Regions from separate parts of the Homo sapiens genome. Here regions 2 and 3 are each linked to region 1. A link is a loop called in an ENCODE intact Hi-C map of the cell type or tissue named here. Cell type or tissue: mammary epithelial cell. All regions are shown on one strand.

Evidence for each region. Hi-C counts contacts between places; a loop is a spot of excess contacts. Peaks named below come from ENCODE experiments on the same cell type or tissue, not always from the same donor. Only the 100,000 strongest peaks of a DNase experiment are listed, where the experiment ranks them.
Region 2: it touches region 1 in a loop (6-fold over the local background); 29 of 110 quality-filtered maps call a loop at or near these places.
Region 3: a loop joins it to region 1, with 6 times the contacts of the local background. A loop is called at or near these places in 35 of 110 quality-filtered maps.

Annotation. Positions count from the first base shown.
Region 1 is chr9:114,403,522-114,407,521 of GRCh38, reverse strand. WHRN (whirlin) reads left to right here. Exons shown (of 12, transcript NM_015404.4): 9 at 630-1,167; 10 at 3,445-3,626. Among named protein-coding and RNA genes, the nearest start is that of AKNA, 18 kb to the right of the region's middle. RefSeq lists enhancers at 1,595-1,704, 1,564-2,065, 2,045-2,094. In mammary epithelial cell, a CTCF peak has its summit at 1,781 (motif pointing left); DNase peaks (open chromatin) are centred at 1,781 and 2,781; H3K4me3 peaks cover 171 bases; H3K27ac peaks cover 984 bases.
Region 2 is chr9:114,337,047-114,341,046 of GRCh38, reverse strand. AKNA (AT-hook transcription factor) reads left to right here. Exons shown (of 22, transcript NM_001317950.2): 22 at 3,741-4,000. The coding sequence ends at 3,993. Among named protein-coding and RNA genes, the nearest start is that of ORM2, 9.2 kb to the right of the region's middle. In mammary epithelial cell, a CTCF peak has its summit at 1,764 (motif pointing left); no DNase peak of the experiment used is centred here.
Region 3 is chr9:114,590,565-114,594,564 of GRCh38, reverse strand. It overlaps ATP6V1G1 (ATPase H+ transporting V1 subunit G1), which reads right to left. Exons shown (of 3, transcript NM_004888.4): 2 at 1,913-2,013. Among named protein-coding and RNA genes, the nearest start is that of ATP6V1G1, 4.8 kb to the right of the region's middle. In mammary epithelial cell, a CTCF peak has its summit at 1,933 (motif pointing left); a DNase peak (open chromatin) is centred at 2,054; H3K4me3 peaks cover 308 bases; H3K27ac peaks cover 2,312 bases.

The sequences.
Region 1 (4,000 bases):
CAGAGGGGAGTGGTAGTCACAGTGTCCATAGCTGCCCCTCACTGTGCACCTGCTGTGGCGCAGGCACTGTGCTAACAGTATTCACGTGGCTTTTGACATCACCACACCACCTCTGCTGGGTAGATGTGCTTTTCCCCATTGCCCAGAGGTGCACTCAGAGAGGTGTTGTGCCTTGCCTGGGGCCACATAGCACCCCAGCCCATGTATCCATCTCCTCCTGTCCATTCTCTCTCCAGTCCTTTCATACCTCTTGCCTCTAGTACTCAAGATCACCCCCTAAAAAGAAAAGCCAAATAAATGCATTTTTTGTATTTCCATCCTCTTCATCGTGTCTCTAATGAAGTCTTGTTCCCTGTGACAAGCTCTGGCTGATGCCAAGAACTTCAGTTCCCAAAGGTAATGATGCTGTCCCCAGAGACACCCGCCAAGATCCCAACGCTTATCAGCTGCCGAGATGCAGGGGAGAAGTTTTCCACTCAGGTGTTGCATTATTCAGAGCAGTGTGGCCAAGAGCAGTTAGAGTGGGGACAGAATTCCAGCTGGGCCTGGCACCACTCAGCTGCTCGGCCTCCCCTCTTCCAGGCGTGATGGGGTCTGACTCCTTCTCCGCCTGTTGGGTCTTTTGGCAGGATGATGTCAGATCCACCTCCCAGGGGCTGTCAAGCTTCAAGCCACTGCCTCGCCCACCACCTCTGGCCCAAGGCAACGACCTCCCACTAGGCCAGCCAAGGAAGCTGGGGAGAGAGGACCTCCAGCCACCTTCCTCCATGCCTTCCTGCTCGGGCACTGTCTTCTCGGCTCCACAGAACCGCAGCCCGCCAGCGGGCACCGCACCCACCCCAGGGACCTCCTCTGCACAGGACTTGCCCTCTTCCCCCATCTATGCCTCCGTCTCCCCTGCCAACCCCAGCTCCAAGAGGCCGCTGGACGCCCATCTGGCCCTGGTCAACCAACACCCCATCGGCCCCTTCCCACGGGTCCAGTCACCCCCGCACCTGAAAAGCCCCTCTGCAGAGGCCACAGTGGCTGGGGGCTGCCTTCTGCCCCCATCACCCTCTGGCCACCCAGACCAGACAGGCACAAACCAGCACTTTGTCATGGTGGAGGTCCACCGCCCCGACAGCGAGCCAGACGTCAATGAAGTGAGGGCGCTGCCCCAGACGCGCAGTGAGTACAGCAAGGCCAGGCTCTGTGGTCCTTGGGGGTCCCTGTCCTCTTCAGGTCAGTCTACCTGATGACACAGTGAAGGGGGGGACCAGCTACTTGTTGAGGGGGCTCAGGGCCAGAGTGGCGAAGGGAGTTGGAGACCCCAGTTTGAATCCCGGCTCTGCCACTGACTGGCTGTGTGACTGTGGACAAGCTGCCGTCTACACCTTGCTTTCCCCATCATAAAATGGAGATAACAGTGACAGTCCTGCCAGGTTGCTGCGAGCGTCGGGGTGCCTTCTCCAGCTCCCCCTACCCTGGCCACCCTGTGTTCACCAGGAGGACTGAACTCGTGGAGGGCAGGGGTGGCTTCCCTTCCTGTCCGCCATGGCCTGGCCTGGAGTAGATGCTGGAAACTGAAGTGGCAGTCTCTGGACCCCTGGCAGGTCTAGGGTCAGGGTGCAGGAAGAATCTTGGGGAGGCCAGCTGACGCTGTGCCCCGGTTTGCTAGAGGACATGGGCTGTGGGGTAGAGGGAAGGGCAGAGCCTGCCTCCCCACCCTGAAAGCTGTGGAGCTCCCGCCTGTGAGTGAGTTGGGAGCATTTTGTTGGATTCTGCTGCCATCTTGCGGCTACAGTGATACATAGGCCCCGTAGGACATTCCCTGAGCGCCTGCACAGACCAAGATGCAAAATGCAGGGCTCTGGCGCTCGCAGCCTAGTGAGGGGAGGCAGCTGAGGGAGAGCAGGCAGACGTGGTGAGAAGACCCAGGGCTGTCACAGATGGATCACTGCTGTCTCTAGAGCTGGCACTGAGCTGGACATGCAGGGATAATAAGAGCTAACAGCCGTACTAACAATAAGCACTTTGTGCCAGTGTTCAAAGGGCCTTGCCTATAGTATTAACTCATTTAATCCTCCCAGTAGCCCTATGAGGTTGGTACTATTATTATCTCCATTTTACAAATGAACAAACTGAGACATACAAAGTAGTAATTTCTGGCTAGGTGCAGTGGCTCATGCCTGTAATCCAAGCACTTTGGGAGGCGGAGACGGGCAGGTCATTTGAGGTCAGGATTTCGACCTCAGGAGCCTGGGCAACTTGCTGAAAGCCCCATTTCTACTAAAGATACGATAATTAGCCAGGTGTGGTGGGCACCTGTAGTCCCAGCTACTCAGAAGGCTGAGGTGGGAGGACCACTTGAACCCAGGAGGCAGAGGTTGCAGTGAGCCAAGATTGCACCACTGCACTCCAGCCTAGATGACAGAGTGAGAATCTGTCTCAAAAAAAAAAAAAAAAAAAAAAGAGAGAGAGAGAGAAAGTAGTAATTTCTAGCTTACCAAGAGAAAAAGAGAAATTCCACCACACCTGGTCTGAACCTCTGCATGGCCCCTGCCTGAGCTGAGTGGTGGGCACATGCCCTCCAGCCCACCAGTCAACCCACGCTGCTTCACTATGTGTATAACAGCCGGGCCCCTGAGTTTGAAACCCTAGGTTAAGAACCCACACCCTGGAGCCAGGCAGTCTAGCACAAGTCTATTCCCTGGACTGCTCCATTCTATACATCAGATCTGTGAGTTTTTACAATCACCCCAGTGGTTAGGCACCATCATTTCTGTATTAGAAGGAGAACATAGGAGGCTTAGAGAGGCTCTGTTACTTGCCCAGGCTTGCACAGCTGGTCAGTGGGAATTCAAACCTGACCTGCCAGACTCCAGAGTGTGTGTTCTTAAGTTAGGGTCTCAAACTCAGGGGCCAGGCTGTTACACACATAGTGAAGTTGACTGGTGGCTGGAGGGCATGTGCCCACCACTCGGCTCAGGCAGGGGCCATGCAGGGGTTCAGGCTAGGTGTGGTGGAATTTCTCTTTTATTCTTGGGAAACTAGAAATTACTTATATGAAATCTTCTAATTTGAATGTGTTGGTTCATCATTAAAAATTGGTAGCATTATGTGAGTTTTAAAACAAAGAAAACACCCACATCTGTGGGCTAGGTTTGCCTCCTGACCTCTGTTTTATCATTATGCCAGTGGCTGGGAACTGGGAGATCCAGGCAGATGTCCTGGAAGTCACAGCCTTCAAGACCAGGTCTGGTTGAAAGGACAGGTCTTGAGTAGGTGGAGAGGGTGGCAGGGAGTGGACCTGCCCTCTGGCCCCACGATCTCTTCATTCCTTCCCCCATCTTTGCCTGGGGAATTCCCCCAGCCTTCCAGCCTCCATCTCCGTCACTGCCTCCAGGCAGCCCTCCCTGACCCCAGCTATATAAGCTGCTTCTCTCTTCCTTTTCCCCTCTCCAGCAGCCTCTACGCTCTCCCAGCTCTCGGACAGCGGGCAGACTCTAAGCGAGGACAGTGGTGTGGATGCTGGCGAGGCAGAGGCCAGCGCCCCAGGCCGAGGAAGGCAGTCGGTGTCCACCAAGAGCAGGAGTAGCAAGGAGCTGCCTCGGAACGAGAGGCCCACAGATGGGGCCAACAAACCGGTGAGCCAGGAGGAGGAGGATGCAGAGGGCTGAGAGGAACACGGGCCCCAGGCACAGAATGGGAGGTCCCGGGACCAGGGCTCAGCTTGGCAAGTGACCACAAAGGGAGGTAGTGAGCTCCCTATAACTGGAGGGATTTGGACGTCCTGGAGGAGCACTGGATTAGGAATCTGGAGGCCCAGTTTCAGCTCTGCCTTTGCACTGACACTAGGGGCTGAGGCTGAGATTGGTCTTGGGAATCTTTAAGCTCCTCTCAGTTTTGACATGGCCAGGTGGCTGAGACAGTCTTCGGAGTCAGGCTTCGATTCAAGTCCTGATGCCACCACCAGACAGCCTTAGGCAAGCTCCTTAACCTCCTGAGCCTCGGGGATTTT
Region 2 (4,000 bases), 66 kb after region 1:
ACAATAATGTGGCACATTGGCCACGTTAGTGAAGCAATATCCATACATTATTGGTAACTGAAGTTCGTAGTTCCTTCAGGCCGTTTTCCTCCAAAGTCCTGTCTCTGTTCCAGGATCCCATCCACGATCCCATGTGGTATGCGATTGCCATGCCTCCTTACGCCCCCTCGGCTGTGACAGATCCTCAGACCTTCCTTGTTTTTGATGACCTGGACATCTCTGGGGAGTCCTGGTCGGGAATATTGTAGGACTTTTTGCACAGATTCTGGACGTAACATCAGTCAAGCCAGGAGAGGCAGGGCAGCCGAGACAGAAGTGGCTTGGGTTTGGAGTTGGCCAGAGCTACCGTGGAGTCCCATCTGCCCCCTAGTAGCACTGTGGCCTTGGCAAACTAACTTCCTCTCAGAGCCTCCACTTCCCCATCTGTTAAATGGAGGAAGAGTCTCAACCACGTACTTAATCCTGTGCGTGAGGATTAAGTGTGGCACGTGGCAGGAACCAAATGAGAAGTGTGTGGAGTTTGTGGTGCCATTTGGTCACGTGCTCATTGCTGAGCAAACAGTAGCTTCGCCATCACAGAGAATGTTGCTATTGCTCAGTGTTGTCACTAGTAGGAAGAAGAAGGAGTAAAAGTGGGTTCAACATGATAGGATTGTGCAGGGACAAAAGCCCAGTCCCCAGAAGTAGGAAACCTGTCTTCTTGTCTCAGCTGTCAGCAGCTACTTCTCTGCCTGCTTCCCCTGCTGTGAAATGAGTCGATTGGGACTGGATGTCTTCAGTGGCTGTGTTGCCAGAAGCCTGGGTGTGTAGGCAGTGAGGGCCTGCGTCACTGTGAGGGCTGGTGCTTGGTGGAGCAGGGACCCAAGGCGCCATCCAGCCCTGGTCCTCTATTCGGGGACCAGGCCTATAAATGTGCTTTTAAAAATTTTTTATGTATATGTGTTTTCTGAGACAGGGTCTGGCTTTGTCGCCCAGGCTGGAGTGCAGTGGCGCCATCTTGGCTCACTGCAACCCCCATCTCCAAGATTCAAGCTATTCTCATGCCTCCTCCTCTCAAGTAGCTGGGAATACAATAGTGTGCCACCACACCCGGCTAATTTTTTTGGTATTTTTGGTAGAGATGGGTTTCGCCATGTTGGCCAGGCTGGTCTTGACCTCCTGGCCTCAGGTGATCTGCCCGCATTGGCCTCCCAAAGCACTGGCATTACAAGGTGTAGCCACCGCGCCCGGTATGTAAATTTGCTTTCTTGCTGCCCTCTCAGCTGAGTCTAAGCAAGTCGCTAAGGAATCTTCCACTCCAGCAGAGATGAGAACCAATGCTGCATGCTCAGACCTCCAGCAGACACGGGGGAAAGCGCCTGCCAGTGTTCCAACTCATTGATCGGGAAAGGTTTTGCCCAGAATTTGGTGACCCCACGGTAGCCATGGAGTCTTTACTTCTCCTGAGGCCCCATTTCACATTCTTCCAGGCTCAGGCCTGTGGGCAGAACTCACCAGGTTGCTGTTTCCAACTCAGGATGGGCGGGTTATACCTATGCCTCAGTTTCCTTCTCTGCGAAATGGGTTGTGCTGAGGATTGAATGAATTAATGCATGGAAAGCCCATAGTACATAGAAGTTGCCAATAATGATGGTGCTTCTAATGCTGCTAGAATTTGCGCTGGTGACACCCTGAAATTTCTCCAGCTGCTGGTCAGCAGGACTGAACGGGCCCAGTGGTTGAGACCAGTGTAGTTTGGAAAGCGGAGTGGGCCTGTGCTGCCCCCTGCTGGGCAGCCGTCCCATAGCCCCTGCAGCCGAGACTTTCCAGCCCAGAGGGACTTTTTCAGTGTTGGCCCTAGGGAGAGTTTTGGGTAACTTTCAGGCCAAGTTGGTCATCAAATTAACAGAAGGTGGGGGTGTATGAAAACCCAGCCCAGACAGTCCCTACTTTTACAATGGTTCGATTTATGATTTTTCGACTTTACAGCGGGTTTATAGGGGCATAACCCCATCGTAATTTGAGGAGCCTCTGTAGTTACTTACACCAGACGGTCCCTAGAGGAGGGAGTGCAGGCTGCTGTTTTGGGGATGCAAGAAGCCCGTTCATACAGTTCAGATTATTTTATCAGCATCTGCTGCTTGCCAATTAGCACACATTAGATATGTGGGGAGAGTCGGGCCCAGGTGTGAACCCATGGCTGCCCCTTCCAGCTGTCTGACTCTGGGTCTTAGGAGCTCACGTTTATGGAGCACTTACCGGAGCCAGGCAGTGCCAGCTTTTTACCTGAATTTTCCATCAGCTCTAAGCTGAGAGGTTGCTAACTGTGGTCGTTTTAGGTGGGAAAACAGAGGCCTTGCAAAGTGACTTAGCTTGTCCAGAGTCCCATGAGTAGCCCAGCAGAATGACTGGGATTTGGGGCAGGGCTCCAGGGCCTGAGCTGCTAAGGCTGGTGCATTCTACTGCCTCCTGAATCACTTAGCTTCTCTGAGCTCCGCTTTGCTCATCTGTAAAATAAAGATAAAGGCACCAACTGGTACATGGGTACCAAAGATGAGGATGCCAGCCCTGGGCTAGGCACTGGGTTTAACTGTTGGAGGAACTGTCAGACTGTTTTCCACAGTGGCTCCACCATTTACATTCCCACCAGCAGTGCTGAGGATTCCAGTTTCTCCACATTCTTGTCAACACTTGTTGCTATCTGTCCTTTTTGATGTTAGAGGGTGTGCAGTGGTTTCACTTTGCATTTCCTGATGGCTAAGGATATGCATCTTTTCATGTACGTATTGTCCATTTGAATAGCTCCTTTGGAGAAATGTCTGTTTGGATCATCTGTTTCTACACACTGTATAACAATGCAAGTTAGACAGCAGGGGCTCAGGAATAAAGCCAGAGTTTACAGTGTGCCAAGCAAGATGCCAATGAATGACTCTGCTGCGTCCTCCTAAACTTATTCCTGATTTAGGTCCATGCTTCTTTATCTCCCTCCTCCACCACACACACCCTTTATTTAACAGTGCTGAGGCCACACCCCCTCTTGCCCACTGCTGGTTTCCTTGAACCCTAAACTTAGTGGCCCTGATGGATGCCATTGTCACCTCTTAGGGAAATCCGTGCTTCATCTCAATGGGCTTGTCAGCCCATTCCCACAGCACTTTAAAACAACACCTCACATTCCTATAGGACTGGGCTAGGAAGGATGCTCTTCTACCCACTTCCCAGGACATGGGGCCAGACCCTCCCACTCCTGCAGAATCCCTATTATTATTATTATTACTATTATTAATTATTAATTATTGCCTTTCTCCAGCACCCCTTGCTTGGCAAATGGAACCCCCAGATATTCTTCCATGAGGGGGTTTTGCTATCAAGCCTAGGGTGATCCTGGCCTCCCCAAGATCCGGCTCCAAGAAGATTGCAGGAGTCCATGTTTTCTTGTCCCACTGTAACCCCAGAGCCTGGCACGCTGGCTGGCATGTACTAGATGGGCAGTAAATCAGATGAACAGGTAGATTGAACTTCCTGTCCTTGAACACCTGTTCTGGGTCAGGCACTCATGTTGTTATCTTCCTTCATCTTTCTAAGAAATCCCTGGATGTGTGCCCATTATTCCCATTTTAGAGGTAAAGAAACTGAGACCCAGAGAGTAGGAGCCACTGGCCCAGCTGGGATTTAGAAGGGGGTTGACCCCACACACGGTGCTCCTCGGCTTGTCCCCAGCCCTCCCCATGTGTAACGAGCCCACTCACTTCTCTCCTCAGGTACTATGCGCCTGCAGGACCTACCTCAGCCCAACCAGCTGCCAAGTGGCCGCCCACAGCCTCTCCCCCACCAGCCCGGAGACACCGGCACTCCATCCAGCTCGACCTGGGCGACCTAGAGGAGCTCAACAAGGCCCTGAGCCGGGCCGTGCAGGCTGCCGAGAGCGTCCGCTCTACCACCAGGCAGATGAGAAGCTCGCTGTCAGCCGACCTGCGCCAGGCTCACAGCCTGCGGGGCTCCTGCCTCTTCTGACTTCACT
Region 3 (4,000 bases), 190 kb before region 1:
TAAAAATACAAAAATTAGCCGGGCATGGTGGCGCACACCTGCAGTCTCAGCTACTTGGGAGGCTGAGGCAGGAGAATCATTTGAACCTGGGAGGTGGAGGTCGTAGTGAACTGAGATGACGCCACTGCGCTCCAGCCTGGGTGACAGAGCAAGACTACATCTCGGACAGGAAAAAAAAAAAAAAAGGGGCGGGGGGCGCTGGGCGCGGTGGCTCACACCTGTCATCCTAGCACTCTGGGAGGCCGGGGCAGGCAGATCACCTGCGGTCGGGAGTTCAAGACAAGCCTGACCAACAAGGAGAAACCCCATCTCTACTAAAAATACAAATTTAGCCGGATGTGGTGGCGCATGCCTGCAATTTCAGCTACTCGGGAGGTTGAGGTGGAAGAATCGCTAGAACCTGGGAGGCAGAGGTTGCAGTGAGCCGAGATCATGCCATTGCACTCCAGCCTGGGCAACAAGAGCAAAACTCCCCGTCTCAGAAAAAAAAAAAAAAAAATGAAGATGATGGCTGCCCTGACACAAGGGTATTTCTACATTGTTTTATGAGCAGCCTGACAACTTACAGCACCTATCAGCCCCAGTTCAAGAATCAAAGAAACATGTTAAGTTTTATTTGTATTTGTCTTATTTTTTTGTAGAGACAGGGTCTTGGTTTATTGCCCAGGCTGGTTTTGAACTTGTGGCTTCAAGCAATCCTCCCACCTCAGCCTCCCAAAGTATTGGGATTACAGGTGTGAGTCACTATGCCCAGCCACGTTTTAATGGCACTGTAATTGCCAAGAACAAAGATGATCCAGCACTTTGGGAGGTTGAGATGTGAGGATCACTTGAGGCCAGGAGTTCGAGACCAGCCAAGGCAACACAGCAAGACCCTATCTCTACAAAAACAAAAAAAAAATTAGCTGAGCATGATGGATCATGCCTACAGTCCTAGCTACTCAGAAGGCTGGGCAGGGGAGGATCGCTTAAGCCTAGAAGCTCCAGGTCACCGTGAGCTATGATCACACCACTGCACTAAAGCCTGAATGATAGAGTGTGACTCTGTCTCTTAAAAAGAAAAAATAAAAAATTGATCAAAATTTTTGCTACTTAATGCAAGGAGGGAGGTATGTGCCTTTACTCACTGGACTTGGGCCTGGAAGTGTGTATGCTGGAACTACTAGAGGCCACAGTGTAGAACTTGAGAATGATACAAAGCCAAACACAGAGGTGAGAGAAAGTCCTGAGCATATTATTTAAGCTCTTGGGTTTTTAATTATATAGGCCAATACATCCCATTTAGAATCAGTTTTAATTATATTTTGTTACCTGCACCCAAGAGTCCTGATAGTTTCTTTTCTCTGTGAGGCCCTTATCCATCCTTTCCCCTTTCCACAATTGTCCCTGCCTCCTCTATGCTTTCTGTGATCTGTTTTTGTACTATTATTGTATGCACCATAGTATAGCCTACATCACTGGTAAATGTCTGTACTATATACAATATACTAAAGTGGGGCTCCATTTGATTTATGTTTATGACCGTCACAGCATTTTTCAGTAGTAGCTCTGCATGATTTGCACTGTATTACTGAGTCTCCCTGACCACTGGATGGTAAGCTACACTCCATGAGGGAAGGGACCATGTCTATTCCTGGTCACAACTGATCCCTAGCATCTAGCACAGTACCTGGCGCATGTTAACTGCTTAACAGATACGTGTTAAATGAGTGAATAAATGAAAATTAGAAATCAATATGAATGGAAAAACTGATCATCCTAAAAGACAGATGCCTGAGCAGCCAATAAAACACACAGCTACCACATTTTCAAACTTCGACCAGGATCTCTGAGCTATGCTGGATATTCTGAAAGCCTTGGCGGGACAGGGGATCAGAAACTAAAGCAGTAACAAAAACAAATGGTGCCCCACCGCAGCTTCCTTGGCCTTGAATTCTTTCTCCCTCTGCAGGCGGTACTGTTCAATTTCAGCCTGAGCTTCTTCTTTGGCCTGCTTCAGCCTCCGGTTCTTTCCTGTTTTCAAAGGAGAGAGCTATATCAGGAAGTGGTTAAAAGTAGAAAAGCAAGCAGAGACAAGATGGTATATTATAACAATAAGCCAAGAATAAATTATGACACAGTCCGAAGAGATGTGCATGGGAAAGAGGGAATTCAGAGCTAACAAACAGTACAGGTTCCTCCCTCCTATAGGCTGTACTTAACTAGGAAGTGACAAGACAAAAATGAATACCTTCTGTAACTACAGCCCATTAAAAAGATGGAAAAAAATTGTAGAATGTGTCAGAATATTCTCTCAATCTCAACTATTAAGAACCAACATAAAATGAGTAACATTAACCATCTAGGGAACTCTTCTCCAGAAGTAAACACCTTAAGTATGCTGCTGATTAAAGGTGCAACCCTACTCAGATGCTTAGCAAGAAGGCTAATAAGCTCGCAAGGGACAGCAACATATAATGTAACTAATGAACCAACTATATAATGTAACACTGGAAACTAAAAGCAGTCCCTGTCACAAGGAAGTAAGGACAGTGGTGACTGAGAAGGAATGCTGAATGAGGAGTACTGGACAGTAAGACTGCACAAGTGGCTGAGAGAAGAGGAGACACAGGTATTTTGGTTTCTAGAAGTGAGTGGCTTAACATACAGCTGGAAAAAATCTCTAGGTTTGGTCAGAGTCTACATGAAAACAGACCACAAGGACAGCCAACATATAATCTCTGCTTTGAGTCTCCGCTCACCAATAAAAAAAAAAAAAGAGAGGTTCTAGACCATCAACCTATTTATTTGAGAGCAAAAGACATCCTGCATCTAAAATTAAGCTTTGTTATACAACACTGTACATCATTGTATACCAACTGTCTAGAGTCCACGCGAATGAGTGAAAATGAACTTAACCTTCCACATCCTGATTCAGAACAGAACTTTGGACCTGTAATGAAATGACCCCATGACATCAACATTCCCTGATGCTAGTCTGAAACAATTAACAGGTCTCTCTCTCAAAACTCCAAGAACTATTTCTGCAAGTCCACATTCACTCCAGTATTATTTCTGGCCTACTACTGTCTGCTTCGGCCACCTGTACCCCAATCCTTCACATGCTATCTTCCCATCAGCTATAATGGGCTGTATTTCAAAGCTAAAGATACTTTCGAAACCAACAATCTATAAATAACACTCATGGCCTGAACATTATGCAGTAGCTCCGCATGATTTCACAAGACATCACCTCCCAACTCCCATGGCTCCCTGCATTTATAACTCAGGATAATACCATTTACTGCCTTTGGCAAACATCTTCAACATTCAATTTTGACAGGGGCCTCTAAAAATCAAAAATATTTAAACAGAAAATCGTATTTCTCTTAAATCTTGTTCTTCTTGGGCCTTACATATGGGAGCCAGTGTTTTGTTTCACTCCAATGAAATATGCCATTAACACAAACTTTTTTAAAATTTTAAGGTCCACGCCGGGCGCGCTGGCTCACGCCTGTAATCCCAGCACTTTGAGAGGCCAAGGTGAGCAGATCACAAGGTCAGGAGTTCGAGACCAACCTGGCCACTATGGTGAAACCCTGTCTCTACTAAAAACACAAAAACTAGCCGGGCATGGTGGCAGGCACCTGTAGTCCCAGCTACTCGGGCGGCTGAGGCAGAAGAATCGCTTGAACCTGGGAGGCAGAGATTGTAGTGAGCCGAGATCACGCCACTGCCCTCCTGCCTGGGGGCGACAGAGCGAGAATCCATCTCAAAAAAATAAATAAACAAAATATATAAAATAAAATAAAAAATAATAAAAAAAATTTAAGGTCCAACTCAATGATTTCATTAAAAAAACTGGATGGGATCATTTTATATACTGCCTCTTCCCAACTCTTAACTGGGCAAATCAACCATAATTATAAATCAAGAAAGGCAAATTTTCAAACTGCAGTTCTTCTGACTACCTCTCTGTTCCTAACTATTAACAATTCTGAGACAGGCAAGGCGCAGTCGC